2 separate regions of the Homo sapiens genome follow, and region 2 is linked to region 1. Evidence: chromatin loops called from intact Hi-C (ENCODE). Cell type or tissue: PC-3. All regions are shown on one strand.

Region 1 (5,000 bases):
AAAAAAAAAATAATTGTTTTTCTTCTTCTTGTTTCTAGTCATTTCACTGGGGAAAGGGAAATACAGACACCTTTTAAAGTAAGATCAATGCATCTGGCTTTGAGCACCCAGTGAGAGGGCAGCCTGCAGAGGAGGAACACGGGGTTCGAAATTAATTAGACATTCCTGGGTTTGAATCTCAGCTCTGGTCCTACAGGTGTGTGACCTTGAGCAAGTTAAGTCATAGTCTCTCGGCCTCAAAGTGCTCAGAATTTTAAAACCAAAGATAAAACCCCTTTCACAGGATTACTGTGAGGATTAAAAGAGAAAGAGTTTAAGGTACCTAACACAATAAAGGCTGCTGCTTTCCTTCCTGCGCTCCAACTGGTTTAAAAGCTTCAGTGCATCTCTAATGACAATGGGTGAAGTTTATTTTTTCAGTATGGAAGACCCTCAATGCCTCCTGTTCATTCTATTTCATTCCTCCCATGAATATGGATGTGCCAGGCACTGCTAGGAGCTAGAAAGAAGTGAGGAAAGGTCCCTGCTGAGAGTATCTCACAGTCGGGGGAGGAGAAGGTCACATTTTTAATCTCCCTTGAGGTTTTGACCTTTGTTTTTTCCAAATCTCCAAGCTAAGTCATTGCATTCTGCAGATGAATTGACACACTTTGATGCCCATTAAGGTAACGAGGTTTTATCATCAACTCTGACATCTCTGCAAGGCACTGGGAGGGGTTATGAGGCTCAAGGCCCTCATCCTTCAAGAGGACGTCGGGGTAACCAAGGGGTTTCAGCACAGCTGCCCCTCTCTGCTGGATGAGTTCAGTAGAGGAACTGGCAGGCAGTTACCATAAAAAGAAATCTGTTACAGCGTCAAGGCTAGGAACGTAAAGGTGTACCAAAAGCTACACTTCCTGCACCAGAAGAATTGGTGTCATTCCTAAGCCTTATTAGACTAATCTAAAAGAAGCAAATTAAGGAATCACAGCCCTGATCAGTGCCGGGTTTAAAGTAGTTTATAGGCCAGGCACAGTGGTTCACTCCTTTAATCCCATCACTTTTTTTCAGACCAACATGGCAAAACCCCGTCTCTACTAAAAATACAAAAATTAGCCAGATGTGGTAGTGTACACCTGTAGTCCCAGCTACTGAGGAGGCTGAGGCAGAGGTTACAGTGAGCCGAGATCACCCACTGCACTCCAGCCTGAGCGACAGAGCAAGACTCCATCTCAAAAAAAAAAAAGGGGGAGTTTACAGTGTGGGTGAGTTAACCCAGAAGGGTTGCCAAATATCAGGCCTCTTACAAATGAATACTCATTATTATTGCTAGAGTAGCAATGTTCATGAAAATGAACATTTCTAGAGTACAAAAAAAAAAAAAAATCAGAAACTTTAAACATTTTCCCAAAGTCTTGTTTCATCTAGTAACTTGCTAAGGAATTCATTTCCTCAATGGTAAGATAGGCAGCCTTGACATAGTTTGGTTCTGTCAAAGTGCCATCCAAGCACCATCTGGGGAGCTGCCTAAAGATGCAGATTCCTTGGCCCCACCCTGGGCTGACTCATCACCCTGTGGTGGGTCCAGGAACCTGCACTTTCTTCTGAGTCTTGCTCTGTCACCCAGGCTGGAGTGCAGTGGTGCAACCTCAGCCTTCCAAGTAGCTGGGATTATGATTACAGGAGTGAGCCACCGTGCCCGGCCAGCACCTGGATTTTCTAGCATGCCTGCTGCTCAGAAACTGGGCTCCTGCCCAGTAGCAGAAATGGTCAGGTTTATGATATTATACAAAAAAAGGTGGAAGTTGAGGGAATGTCTGAAAACAAAAAAGATCCAATTCAGCTCTTCATTGAGCCCCACGTTTCCAAACAATATCAAAAGACTGTATTTTTTTATGTAAGTAACTAAAATGACAGTCATCTTTCTCTTGAAAAATGATCCTCAGAAAACAAGGGAACAGTGACCTCTTGAGGAATCCAGAAGAATCTATGATCTCATATCTCATGCACCATGCATCAGAAATACTAAAGGAAGAGGAAGAAGGAAAATTCAACATCCAGCAAGGGCCTATTTGTCAAATATTATACCTAAAATCCAGTGGGAAAGATCCAGTGGGAAAGTAAACTAGAGAAACTATATAGAAGCTAAGGAGAGCCAGTTTTTTTTGTTTTTGTAAATGACTGGCTCTAGAAGCAGCAGGGTCCCAAATCCCCTCACCTGGAAGTGTCTATCTCAGCTGTGTAGGAAGGGCTCAGTCATCTGGGATTCAGCAGGGTTCTTAAGAGCTGGTCGTATGACCCAGCTTGGCTTGGTTGCAGAAAAATACAAAATGACCCTTCTTATACCATGAAGGGATCTTGTGTTTTCTTCAGCAGGGAAGAAAACTGTAACAACTCAAAGAAGTAAATTAACCCACCCAATTTTATAGAAGAAGAAGGTGAATTCTGAAGGGTTTGGGGAGTTGGACCCTCGAGATTGTTACTCCCCCCCCAAGATGCCAAAGGTCTCTCCCTTGCCACCCTCTCACACTGCCAGCCAGAGAGCAGGAGGGGGAGATCAAACCAGACTTAGCCCTAGCTAGGGAGAAGCAAACCGCATGTAATATTTCAAAATGAAATCAAACTGCAGTGCCAGGTTGAGGATCCACTAACAATCCAGTTTTGCTTGTAAACATCCCACTTTGAGGGGCATAGCCTCCCCTGTCACCCACTTCCTCCCACCTGTGTGCTACACGACAGGCTGTACACCTGCTCTCCAAGCCACCCAATCGGTTTTACAGTGATTCCATCCAAACCAGGAAAAATCATTTTTCATTCTTTTTGAAGCCAGCAGCCAAACCAAAGTACAACGCCAGCCCAAATCGAACATCTTAATTAAAATGCCTCTTACCTGATTTGACTGCTTTAATGGGGTAAGTGGCATGAGCAAGAAAGTTGGGATCGCTGAACATATCTTCTTCATAAACCACAAAGCGCAGAAATGCCAGGTTTGGGTCATAAATTTCAAATGTCACCTTCTCCTGTGTTGGAGCCCAGATAGGGCTGAGGCCATTATCATCTGGAAGGAGATCAAAGCTCATGAGAGGCCACATTGGAGCTGCCCCCTTCTGGTAAGACAATCTCCGCATCCTTCAGCTGTGAATCCCCTTAGCAACCATGTAAATAAATATGCATCTATGCCAAGATCTAAGAAAATCTGAATAATTATCTTCACTCCCCCACCCCACCTTGAGCAATCCTGGAAGCTGCTGTTGCAGGCTGGTCCCTTGGTGAGCAGAGGAAGGAGACCACCTCCCATCTCCCCGCCCCAGGATCAGGGACAAGGGAACGGGGGAGGTGTTTGTTTGCAGAGCAGGAAGGTGGATTTTGGAAAAGACAAAAGGGGAGGAGAGCCTGGGAGCCACATCCACCAGCAGGGGGTTCTACAGCTGGCAGGGGAGAGCCCAGCCTCACAGAGCAGGCAAGCAGCAATCCTGCCACTCTCCATAAATGCCAGTTTATTTGGTCAGCATCTGAGTTGTTCATTGGGCTACTTTTTACCAGGGGCAAGGATCCTGTGCTTTAGAAGGCCCACCAATCACGGTTCCCTCCTGGCTTTTCCTGGAAGAGCAAGCATTCCTCTTGTCCCTCCTGCCCTCTAGGGGCTAAGATCTCCCAGGTTAGGCTGATCCTCTGGGTCAGGTCAGCCACGTAGGTTCACCCCCTCTCTCTGTGTCTCTGCCTCTTGGCCTTTGACTCAGGAGATTAATCAGATTGGGCTGTTGCACAGAGAGGACCAACCTAGTGTCAGGGCCTCACCTACGATTCCGGACTTGAGTTACAGGCAGGCAAACAGCACTGGGGAAAGTCTAAGGATTTCAGAAAGTGGCCCTTTGTATGTATCCCCTCCTCAAGCTGAACCATGTGGGCAAGAGGGAGGAAAGAAAACCCTGGGACAACTAAAGAGCATTGCAAAATCCCCCACGAAGAGCACTCCCACAAAGGATTCACTGGCCGGACGTTTAAAAGCAGAGGGGCCAAGGTGACTGACTTACTCACAACCGTCGTCTTGAACTTGTTGTTGTCATACTCGGCTCCACAGATCTCCACTTCTACAAAGGGACAGGCAATACTTCGTCCAAGTTTGGGGAGATGGCGAGCACCGAGAACCTGGGACACCAAAGGGAAGCATTGGAACCCCCCTGGGGTCCTGAACAGGCAGCCTAGCGTGGATTGCAGCTGGGTTCTAGAGTGACACTGGATGAGTTCAATGCCAGCCCTAATTTTCCTAGATTCACTGGAAAAGCCGGAGCAACCTTCTGCAGTGGATGAAGGTGGACTGTGGTAGATCCCACAGTTCCTCAGCATCAGCCTGGGTCTCGGCCCCATATGCCACCTGACTCAACAGGTAAAACTCACCTGAGCTCATGAATGCACACATCCATGCCCAAGCAGGTGCCTCTGATCAAGGCAGAGCTTAATCACTGGATTTCCACACCCCTAGGAAAGGCTGAGGAACAGTGTGGCATTCTTTTTATAACTGCTGTTTATTTAAAGGCCTGTGTTTACGTATGCTTCTTCCCCCTACCACCCGCCCGCCCTTAACCTTAGGAGAAATGCAATTCATTTCTCTACTTTTCAAAAATTCTTACAAAGCAACAACACTTTCTCTGAAAGTCAGATGAATTTTAAAAAGCCCTGGAATTGGACAAAGTAAGGGAAAAAACTTCTCCATTAAGACCAAATGGCTGTTTCCCATGTTTTCTTTCTCTTTCCGGCCAGAGGCTGACCTCACCAGGACCCCAGAAAGATAGGGTCATACCTCACCCCCACAGAGGACAAGGGGAAGTGGGTTTGAGGAGGTTTCCCCTCTCTTCCCTCTTCTCCCAGAACGACCCCGGAGTGTACTGTAAGAAAGAAAGATCCTCAAACACTGCCTGAATGGGGATCGTTTAAACAAGACAACCAGCCTCCCTAGACATGGGTTCCCTGCTCTCAAGACAGCATCGGCCCAGCCCCCAGGGAGGGCGGCTGGCTCCCCT
Region 2 (5,000 bases), 120 kb before region 1:
GGAAGAGCCTACAGGTGACAACAGTGTTGAACTTTAGGCAAGCCCTGTGATACTGGAAAATTGCAAAGGTTAAGAAATGTCCCCACCCTTTTGTGTTCTGGGAAACAGCTCACTGCAAAGAACTCCCTTCCCCATATGACTTAGATGAGACTCATAGGTGCCCCCACTTGTTTACCTATGACAAGGCCAGACCCAGAGCCTCCAAACTCCCTTTCTTTGTTTTTGTGGTTAGTTTAACTGCCTGTTTCCACTGGTCAGTCGGAACAAAGTGTTCGTTAACCTAACTTTGGTGTAGAGTCTCTCCTTTCCCCAGGTCCTGGCCCACCCTCAGCCTGAGCCAGCAGACAACTCCTCTTTACAGACCTTCCTGATCAGCCCTCAACCACTGTCTGATTGTGTCACTCTGATCATCCCAGCCCCCAACACCCACTTCTTTCTAACCTTGTTTATGCCTCTTTAGCAAAGCAAAATATTTACTGCCTCATCTTGAGACACTTGCAGATTAAGTGGTCAGAACATTCCCTCTACTGCAATAATCCTTTTGAATAAAGTCTCTCCTAACTAAATCTGAGGTTTTTTTTTGTTTGGCAGTAAATTAATGAAGCCAAAGATCACGGGAGACCATCTGCTTGTGTTTACCCATGAGGCAGTGTGGCATAGGCGAATGGGTGCGAGTCTAGCCCTGCTATTCCTGCCTGTGTAACCCTAGAGAGCCTTTCTAATTACTCTCTGCCTCTGCTTCCTTACCTGTAAAATGGGCTAAATAATGGTACCTGTGTCAGTTAATATTTGTGAAATGCCTAATAGAGCCTATTCCAAACAATTACTACATCAGTCTTTTTAAAAAATAAAACTGTGTCTTTATTTTAATTTTCAGATGTTTCCACTCACAATATTGGTAAATGTAGAGTTTGCCTCTACTGACTGTCAGCTGAACATCTTGGTTAAGACTCAGACTGCCTGATTCTTCTCTTCCACTTACAAGCCTTGGGAAAGTCACATATAACCATGTGGAACCTCCACTTCCTCACATGGAAGGTAGGATTATCATAACACCCCCTCCTAGACTGGCATGGGCAGTCAGCAAGACAGGATTTCGCACTGGCCCAGCGTGTTGTGAATGGCTGTCATCAGTATCGTGGCTGTAACCGTGACGTCATTTCTGACTTATGATGTTAGAGATCAGGCTGTGCTAGGCCTGGTGTCTATGAAGTCCTGAGGCAGCTCAGGGGTCAGAGGGCCTTGAAAAAGTCTGTGGCTAAGGAATCACTCCTTGAGGAGAGGGGAAAATAATTGTATACTCCGGAAACCTGGCAACAAAGCCAGGGCTTTCGTGAGAAGTTGGAAGTGTTTCATAAGAGTTACCCAACAGTGGTGTTTGAAAATAAGCACACCAAGTATGGATTGCATGTTTACCAAGTTCCAGCTAGTTCACATGCATTTACTCACTGAATCCTCTCAATCACCCTGGGGGGTAAGTAATGTTACCATCACCCATTTACAGAGGAGGAAACTGAGGCACAGAAGGATTAAGTCATTCAGCTAAGACACAGCAGAGGTAGTTTGGAGCCAGGCACAGATTAGGATATAAACAACTGGGGTATAAAATATTCAAATCCTCCAAAGCACAAGGCTTAGCCCATAGTGGATGCTCAATAAAAAGCACATGTTGGATGAATAAGCATTGAAGAGGGCACTAGAATATTTGTGCCTTACAAACTGAGAGAGGGTCCTTTGTCACTAGTGCTGAGGGCACCTGACTCATAGTAAGTGCTCAACAGGGCAGAGAAAATGCTGAGGTTGGTGTTAAACTATGTCATTTGGGATCATTCTGTCTCTAGCAGCCTGGAAACCCATCAACTTGGGACAGGCAATGACTACTACAGACCCATTTGTACAAGATTGGAGTGAATTTGAAATAGCAGTTAATTCTAAAAATGTTAATAAAGACTCAGTTTATGTGCAAAAGGGAAATAATGTGAATCACCTTGAATTTGAGGGTATTAGGAATTGTGTAATGTAGTTGCAAAGTGTATTTATGCTACTGCCACATGGGGGCACCATATTAGCTGGTGAACGGAAACACCCCATCATTTGTTGGTTCAAGTCTTAAATTGGGCACGTTGTGAATAACGCGTGTTTGGGAGTTCTTCAGGCCAGGCCTCTTGAATAAAACGCATCCACCCTGTAAATACAGGACTGAGTGCTGGGATGCATGTGCCCTGGAACACAAGCACTGTCCTTTGGAAGCTACATTCAGAAAGAAGGAAGATGGGGGATAAATTTACAAACCTGTAAATGTTTTTTAGTCATTAATAAAACATCATACAAGAAATAAAAGCTCACAGTCAATACTGAGATCAATAAAAGAAGGTATTCTCCATAATCTCACCATATTGCATAACTCTCATAATGTTCATGTTCTTTTTCTTCTAGTCTTTTTTCCTACATATCGTTCTTTAACAGTTATAGCACACATACAATTTGACAGCTGATTTTTAAATTACTATTATATAGACTGGTTTTACATATTTCTACATAGTCTTCAAAGCCATAATTTTTCATTACTATAGATAAAATCGTCCCTATTAAAATACAGCCAAGAGAAATGATGATAACCTGGATTCTGGAGCTGGGAGACCTGGGTTCAAATCCCAGCTCTGTCACTTAACAGCTGTGTGACTTTGGCTGTCACTTAACCTCTCTGTGCCCCAGTTTCCCCATCTTTAAAATGGAGTGACAGTAGGACCTGGGTCATAGAGTTGTTCGAAGGATTAAATAATTTGATATATTAAAGTAATTGGAACAAGGTCTGGCACAAAGCCACTGCTCTCCAGATGTTTATTAAATAAATGGTAACTTTTTTTTTTTTTTTGACAGAGTCTCACTCTGTCACCCAGGCTTGAGTGCAGTGGCACAATCTTGGCTTACTGCATCCTCTGCCTCCTGGGTTCAAGCAATTCTTTGCCTCAGCCTCCCAAGTAGCTGGGATTACATGCACCTGCCACCATGCCCAGCTCATTTTTGTATTTTTAATAGAGACGGGGTTTCACCATCTTGGCCAGGCTGGTCTTGAACTCCTGATCTCATGATCTACCTGCCTCAGTCTTCCAAAGTGCTGGGATTACAGGTGTGAGTCGCCACGCCTGGCCCATAAATGGAAACTTTTTTTAAAAAACCGACACTACACTACTCCTTTCATTGGCTCCCTCCAGTTTCTGGAACCAAAAAGGTTTTCAGATCAGTTCTCTCAGAAGGTCCTCACTGCTTTTCTAGCCACAGCGATGAATCAGCCAAAGATCACAGCTCTGCTTTATGCGTCCTTGCCCCTAAAGCTCCTCCGAGTGCTCCCTTTGCCAATGATGTCTTCAACTACCAGCAGCTTAAGGTGGAGGTGCTTACGGGGTTGGTATCTTCAGAGGCACCAAGACCCTTTCTCATAGTGGAATCTCACTTCTTATGGTAGAACGGACAAACACAAATTGAAGATCTGCTATCTATCAGTAAAAGGATGTGATCTGAATAGGCATTTCATTTGTCCCACACAATGAATTTTGCAAAAATTTGAACAAAGACTCAGAATCGGGAGATTGTACCTGAAAACCCAGATCAATGGTTTCTCTTGATTAACCAGGAGATGAGTCGGCATTCCCACAAGGGACCCATCAGCTGAGGCTGAGGACCTCCGGGGCTCCCCCTCTGATGGGGTATGCACTTGAAGAAACAAGGTTCACTGATCAAGAGCTCTCACACACACACACATTCCCATCACCAGCTTCCCTCAGTAATGCAGCCTACCCTGACCCCATAGCCTTTTGAGTTGGAGATCCCTGACCTACAGTTTCCCACTTACAAAGGTCATCTGAATCAAAGCTGTTTAGCTGGTAGAAAGCCTGTGGGAAACTAGTGGGAAGTGGACTTTCCCCACCCTTTAGTTTAAGACTTAGGCAATCCATCAGATTGCCACCCTCATGTTGACATTGCCTGTTCCCCATAAAATAGATTAAGGTATAATAAAATGTTAGAGAAATACAACAAAACTCTAGCATACTTAGGACTGCCCTGAGGTCAAAATAAAAGCTCAACTCTTAATCCAGGAAGAGCAAATACTTGACCTCCCTCCTCCTTTGCCCTCAGCATTCTTAACGGATAACAGTTGTCGGGTGAGGAGGCCTTGGGAAATAGCTAGATTTTTCATGTCAATTTTTTTTAATGGAAACAAATGCATTTTTCTTGGAACATAACCTTTATGAAGAATTCTCCCATATTCTTGTGATTCCTGTGTTAAGATGAGCAACTGAAGTGCCCGGGAAATTAAACACTTGCCCAAAGCTACACAACGGGAATGTGGTAGAGTCAGCCGTGAAACCCAGGTTTGCTCTTTGCAAAACACATTCCTGTACTGTCCCGGTGCCACTTTTAACTTCTGACACATCTTCCTACCTGTCTTCACCTTCATTCTTTTGTTCCCTCATTCATTCAGATATCATTGTGTTAGGTCCTAAAAACACCCACCCACAGAAGACAAATACTCCCTGGCTTCATGACGCATACTGATTAGGAAAGAGGTTCTCACTCCTCAATCCCACTACAATCTAAAAAAAAGTCAATGCCCATCCCCAGAGACTCCCATTTAATTGGCCTGGATAGGGGTCGGTATCCACTGGCAACAGTTTCTGAGATCTCTTCAGGAGATTCCAAACTTCAGCCAGGATTGAGAGCCACCAATGCAGGAAAGCGATTCTCAACCACAGACAATTTTGTCCCCTGGGGAATATCTGGCAATGTCTGGAAACATTTTTGGTTGTCACAACACAGACTACTATTGAGGCCAGGGATGCTTCTCAACATCTGCCAGCCAACATCCATCCTCAAATATCAACAGTGCCAAGGCTGAGAAACCCTGGTCTAGAGAGAAGATGCACATTGGATAAATAATTACAATATTGGTGAATGTTATTAATAGGAAAGTTCTAGGAATATGTCATAGTTTACTTTTA

Evidence for each region. A loop is a pair of places that touch in the nucleus more often than their neighbours do. Peaks named below come from ENCODE experiments on the same cell type or tissue, not always from the same donor. Only the 100,000 strongest peaks of a DNase experiment are listed, where the experiment ranks them.
Region 2: it touches region 1 in a loop (10-fold over the local background); 21 of 110 quality-filtered maps call a loop at or near these places.

Annotation. Positions count from the first base shown.
Region 1 is chr16:81,937,929-81,942,928 of GRCh38, reverse strand. PLCG2 (phospholipase C gamma 2) reads right to left here. Exons shown (of 33, transcript NM_002661.5): 29 at 4,014-4,128; 30 at 2,870-3,037. Among named protein-coding and RNA genes, the nearest start is that of SDR42E1, 71 kb to the left of the region's middle. In PC-3, CTCF peaks have their summits at 1,945 and 3,174; a DNase peak (open chromatin) is centred at 1,938.
Region 2 is chr16:82,059,131-82,064,130 of GRCh38, reverse strand. The region is part of intron 1 of HSD17B2 (hydroxysteroid 17-beta dehydrogenase 2); the gene reads right to left. HSD17B2-AS1 (HSD17B2 antisense RNA 1) reads left to right here. Exons shown (of 2, transcript XR_933797.3): 1 at 1-1,038. Among named protein-coding and RNA genes, the nearest start is that of HSD17B2-AS1, 5.1 kb to the left of the region's middle. In PC-3, a CTCF peak has its summit at 2,046 (motif pointing right); a DNase peak (open chromatin) is centred at 190; H3K27ac peaks cover 975 bases.